Regions from separate parts of the Homo sapiens genome. Here region 1 is linked to region 2. The links are chromatin contacts, found by Hi-C in ENCODE. All regions are on one chromosome and are shown on one strand. The core of a region is the stretch at or near the end of the contact, and the rest is flanking DNA. Distances in the headings are between cores, read along the strand shown.

What was found. A loop is a pair of places that touch in the nucleus more often than their neighbours do. Pooled maps may share reads with other maps.
Region 1: a loop to region 2 is called in a pooled map, with 2.2 times the contacts of the local background. The contact joins the promoter of UNC93B1 here to the promoter of LINC02754 in region 2. A Hi-C loop is called at or near these places in 2 of 50 pooled maps.

Annotation. Positions count from the first base shown.
Region 1 is chr11:68,002,621-68,005,427 of GRCh38, reverse strand. UNC93B1 (unc-93B1 regulator of TLR signaling) reads left to right here and starts at 1,331. Exons shown (of 11, transcript NM_030930.4): 1 at 1,331-1,480; 2 at 1,630-1,771; 3 at 2,253-2,406. The coding sequence starts at 1,385. RefSeq lists enhancers at 288-830, 831-1,374, 2,279-2,328, 2,429-2,478, 2,579-2,778 and silencers at 1,209-1,508, 1,569-1,978.
Region 2 is chr11:67,882,895-67,885,870 of GRCh38, reverse strand. It overlaps LINC02754 (long intergenic non-protein coding RNA 2754), which reads right to left and starts at 1,443. Exons shown (of 3, transcript NR_183627.1): 1 at 843-1,443. The region is part of intron 3 of LOC112268076 (translation initiation factor IF-2-like); the gene reads left to right.

The sequences.
Region 1 (2,807 bases), core at 82-2,581, 120 kb before region 2:
AGTCAGGAGAATTGCACTTTCTCATCATACTGTGTAATGATGCTGGTGTCTGCCATCTGAGAACGGCCCCCGCCATAGCCATACTCTCCCACCTCCTCCCTGCCCCTGCGCCTCGGGCCCTGCCCTCTCTTCGGCTCCTTTCCTGTCTCCCACTTCCAGCCACCCACCTGCATGAATCCACCTGTCTGTTCCCCACATCTGCACTTGGGCATCGTCACCTGGAGAAAGTTCTACCTCCTGGAAGCCTGAAGCCACTGCAGATTCACGCCTCCCCCCACCTTCCCAGCAATCCTTGCGGGGTGGGAGGTGTTTGTCATCCAGTCACTCATGCACCCATCCAGTCACAAGTATTGATCACTCAGTAGGTGCCCAATGCCATCCTCTGCATTTGGGAGAGGATGTACCTAAAGAGCAGTGGGTGGAGGGGGGTGCACAGGGAGGGCATGGAAAACCAGAAGGGAAGTGAAGGGACTGCATTCTCTGCAGGGATGGTCTCTTGTTCTGAGAGCTGAGTGGGAAGGAAGCCACCTGGGAGGCGCAGCAGGAAGAGCATTCAAACCAGAAGGAACCCAGGGGAGAGAATCTGGATATTTTCAAAAGTGGCCCCGTGGCTCCAGCCAGGTCGGTGGTAGCCAGTGCTTTGGAGTGTCGGCCCCACCACAGGCTCCCGCTGCAGCCCGGGATCCAGTGCCCAGCAGGATGGGGGCAGGTGGCTCTGGGCCCCACTACATGGTTGTGGCAGGGTCCCCCATGTAGTTCAGTGGGGATCACAATCTCCACCTCCCAGGACCCACTCAAGCTCCCATTTGCACAGCCCAAACTGGAGCAGGATGGGGACATGGGAGGTGGGCTCTGGCTGTAGCGTCCGGTGGTGGGAGGTGGGGTCCAGGTGGTGACGCTACTGTCCCTGCAGTGCTCTTTGATGAGCTGTAACAGCAGGCTTGGAGGTGGGGCTGGGGACGACCCAGGCAACCCTGAGGGGAGCTTAAGGGAGCCAGGCAACCCTGGCACTTTTCCAAGGCTTTGCATTAACTCAATAGTTCCGCCATGGCCCCGGGGGTAGTGCCATGTATTTCTGTTTTACCGTCGAGGAAACGGAGGAAACCGAGGCACAAAGAAATGGAGTTAATTCCTAAAGTCACAGGGCCAGGAGGTGGCTGAGTGGGGATTCGAACTCACACCCCAGAGGGCACACACAGGCAGGCCCCTGCACACACGCGCGCGCGCGCGCGCACACACACATACACACACACGTGTCCTGGAGGAGGCGGCCCGCAGGGCGGGACAGGGCGGGGCGGGGGCAGGTCCCGGCCGCCGGGAGGAAGTGGCCGGGCGGTCGCAGGGACTCCGGGGCGACCGCCGCGAGTCCGCAGTAGTTCGGGCCATGGAGGCGGAGCCGCCGCTCTACCCGATGGCGGGGGCTGCGGGGCCGCAGGGCGACGAGGACCTGCTCGGGGTCCCGGACGGGCCCGAGGCCCCGGTGAGCGGGGACCCGGAGTGCGAGGCGCGGGCGTCCCCTGTGGGCCAGGGTCCCCCCGGCGGGGGCGGGGCGGGCCGGGGGGCGGCGGGCACCGGGGGACACGGGTTCGGGGCGCGATCGCGGGTGCGAGCGGCGTGCGTGGCTCGCAGCTGGACGAGCTGGTGGGCGCGTACCCCAACTACAACGAGGAGGAGGAGGAGCGCCGCTACTACCGCCGCAAGCGCCTGGGCGTGCTCAAGAACGTGCTGGCTGCCAGCGCCGGGGGCATGCTCACCTACGGCGTCTACCTGGGTAGGTGCCGCTCGGGGACCCGGGGCCGCCCCGCCCGCTCCCAGCCCGGCCCGGGAAACAGAAACCGCGGGCCGCCGCCTCCCGCCCGCTCTCACTTCCCCTCCGCTGCCCTCGCAGCTGCAGCCACGGCCCCCCGCGGCGGGGGTGGGGTTGGGGGGTCAAGTAGCGCAGCGTCCCCGGGTCCCAGCCAGAGCCTCGGTGTGGGTGGGGGACGGGGGTCCGGGCTCCCGGACAGACCTGCCACCGTCAGAATTGGAGGCCGGCGGAGCAAGGCGGGTGGGGGTCTGGGCTTAGCTGGCCAAGTGGCCGCGGGCTGGCAGAAGGCGTGGCGCAGCCCGGGAACCCCGCTGTCCTGAGGGGCGCTGTCAGCGGGAATGCCTTCGGTGATTGGAGCTCCCTGCGAGGCCTGCATGCCGTCTTCTGCTCGGTGGCGCCCAAAGCTAGGCTGCTCCCTGCACGCCGCTCTCTGTCCTGTCCCCAGGCCTCCTGCAGATGCAGCTGATCCTGCACTACGACGAGACCTACCGCGAGGTGAAGTATGGCAACATGGGGCTGCCCGACATCGACAGCAAAATGCTGATGGGCATCAACGTGACTCCCATCGCCGCCCTGCTCTACACACCTGTGCTCATCAGGTGGGCGCGGCTGCTCCTGTGGGATGCTGCGGTACTCCCATTTCGGAGGGGTACAGAGGCCGGCGGGCCAGGAGGTGTCCATCTGCCGGGGTGTTTGTGGGGCGAGGGAACAAGGGAGAGGTTTTTTTCTACCCGGAAGCCTGAGAGTGAAGGGGGTGAAACTCGGATTTGGGGAAGGAAACAGGAACTTTGCCTCAGGGCACATTTGGTTTCCAGCAACAGATTCACACGGGCTGAGCTCCCTCCCAGCTTGCCTGGGCCTCACGTGGCACCCTCCTCGTGGCCTCCTTGGAGGCCTCCCAGAGCCACTGTGGCCTTCAGGGTTGGGGCTGTAGAGTTAGGGGTTTCTGATCGGTCAGCAAAGTCCAGGCACCCATGCCTGGCCCAGTCGCTGTGACTGG
Region 2 (2,976 bases), core at 194-2,693:
AGCTGAAAAGGCCGCTGATAAATCATTCAAAAGACAAACAAAAATCTTAGTGGCGGCTATCCAAGAAGTGCAGAATGAAATAGCCCATTAATTTAGCATTAACTGAAGCCCCTGCTTTAGCCCTCCCTAATATCTCCATAAAAGCCAAGGAGTTGCTAAAGAGGTGCTGACTCAGGCTCTAAGACCCTAAAGATGCCCAGTGGCCTATTTATCTAAGAGGCTAGATCCTGTGGCCTCTAGATGGCCAAGTTGTCTGCGAGCCATAGAGGCTACAGCAAGCCTAGTCCAAGAAGATGATAAGTTAACTCTAAGCCAAAATTTAACCCTTACAGCTCCTCATGCTGTAAAGACCTTACTACGAAGTGCTTCTGGCAAATAGATGTCAAATGCTCGCATCTTGCAGTTTCGAAGTTTACTGTTAGATCAGCCTGGTTTGACTTTCTCTCCCACAAAGTGTTTCAATCCAGCTTCGCTACATCCTGACCCAGACTGCACTATTCCTGCTCATGACTGTCAAGAACTGTTAGAAACTATCGAAACTGGCCCATCTGATCTTCAAGATGTGCCCCTGGAAAAGGCAGATGCCGCCGTGTTCACAGACAGGAGCAGCTTCCTCAAGCAGGAAGTATTAAAAGCCAGTGCAGCTGTTACCACGGAGACAGATGTGTTGTAAGCTCAAGCTTTACCAGCGAACACCTCAGCACAAAAGGCTGAATTGATCGCCCTCACTCAGGCTCTCCGATAAAGTAGAATAAACGTATTAACATTTACAGTGACAGCAAGTACGCCTTTGCTACTGTGCATGTACATAAAGCCATCTACCAGGAAAGCAGGCTACTCACCTCAGCAGATAGCTGTGATCCACTGCAAAGGACATCAAAAAGAAAACACGGCTTTGCCCATAGTAACTAGAAAGCTGATTCAGCAGCTCAGGTCGCAGCGCAACTTTCAGTCACGCCTCTAAACTTGCTGCCCACAGTCTCCTTTCCTCAGCCAGATCTGCCTGACAATCCCGTATACTCAACAACAACAACAACAAAAAAACTGGCTTCAGATCTCAGAGCCAATAAAAATCAGGAAAGTTAGTAGATTCTTCCTGACTCTAGAATCTTCATATCCTGAACTCTTAAAGAAACTTTAATCAGTCACCTGCAGTCTACCACCCACTTAAAAAGAGCAAAGCTACCTCAGCTCCTCCGGAGCCATTTTAAGATCCCCCGTCTTCAAAGCCTATCAGATTAAGCCGCTCTCCAGTGCACAACCTGCACCCAAGTAAATGCCAAACAAAGTCCTAAACCCAGCCCAGGCCACTGTCTCTGAAAAAACTCGCCGAGAAAAAAGTAAGAAATTGACTTTACAGAAGTCAAACCACACCAGGCTAAGTACAAATACCTTCTAGTACTAGTAGACACCTTCTCCAGATAGACTAAGGCATTTGCTACCGAAAACGAAACCACCAACACAGTAGTTAAGTTTTTACGCAATGAAATCATCCCTCAATATAGGCTGCCTGCTGCCATAAAGTCTGATAATAGAGCAGCCTTCACCTCGCCTATAGCTCAGTCAGTCAGTAAGGCGTTAAACGTTCAATAGAAGCTCCATTGTGCCTCTATTGCCTGGAGCTCTATCAGCCCCAGAGTTCCAGGCAAGTAGAAAGCGTGAACCACACCCTAAAAAACACTCCTACAAAATTAATCTTAAAAACCGGTGTAAATTAAGTAAGTCTCCTTCCTTTAGCCCTACTTAAAGTAAGGTGCACCCCTTACCAGGCTAAGTTCTCACCCTTTGAAATCATGTATAAGAAGGCGCTGCCTATCTTGCCTAAGCTAAGGGATGCCAAATTAGCAGAAATATCACAAACTAATTTATTACAGTACCTATAGTCTCTCCAACTGGTACAAGAGATCATCCTGCCACTTGTTCGAGGAGCCCATCCCAATCCAGTTCCTGACCAGAAAAAGTCCTGCCATTCATTCCAGCCAGGAGACCTAGCGTTTGTTAAAAAGTTCCAAAAAGAAAGACTCACTCCTGCTTAGAAAAGACCTCACACCGTCATCCTCACGACGCCAGCTGCTCTGAAAGTAGATGGCATTCCTGCCTAGATTCATCACTCCCGCATCAAAAAGGCCAACAGAGCCCAACTAAAAACATAAGTCCCCAGGCCTAAGTCAGGCCCCTTAAAACTGCGCCTAAGTCAGGTGAAGCCATTAGATACATTCTTTTTACTACCTCACTTATTTGTTTTTGCCAGTTACGTCCTCTGTACCTTCCTACTCCTTTCTCCTCACCTCTTTCACAACAGGACGTGTATTTGCAAACACCACTTAGAAGGCCAGTACCTCCAAGGAAGTCTCCTTTGCAGTTGATTTATTTGTACTATTCCCAAAGCCAGTCCATACCCACGAAAAACAACACAATCTGCCAGTCCCAGGAGCAGGAAGTGTCAACCTTGCAGCAAGATTCAGACACTCCAAGAGCCAAACTAAGTGTAGAAGCTCCAAAAGTGCAGAAAAAAGACTCCAAAATATTGACTTTTACCTCTGTCCTAGAAATCACCCTGATGCTAGCTGTCAAGATACTTATCAGTTTTTCTGCCCTGATTAGACACGTGTAACTTTAGCCACCTACTCTAAAAGATCAACCAGATCTTCAACTCTTTCCATAAGTCGTGCTTCTCATCCTAAATTATGTACTAGAAAAATTGTAATCCTCTTACTATAGCTGTCCATGACCTTAATTCAACTCAATAGTATCATGGCATGTCATGAAGATTAAGATTCTATATCCCAGGATTTAATGTTAAGTCTATGTTCACTATCCAAAAAAACCCTAGTCTCATAAAGCCCACCCAAGCCAATCAGGCCTTTAACTGATCTAAGTAACCCTATGTTCCAGAAACACCCTGACAAAGTTGATTTAACTGTTCCTCCACCATTCTTAGTCATAAAAGATACACTCCAGAAAGTGCAAGAAAAT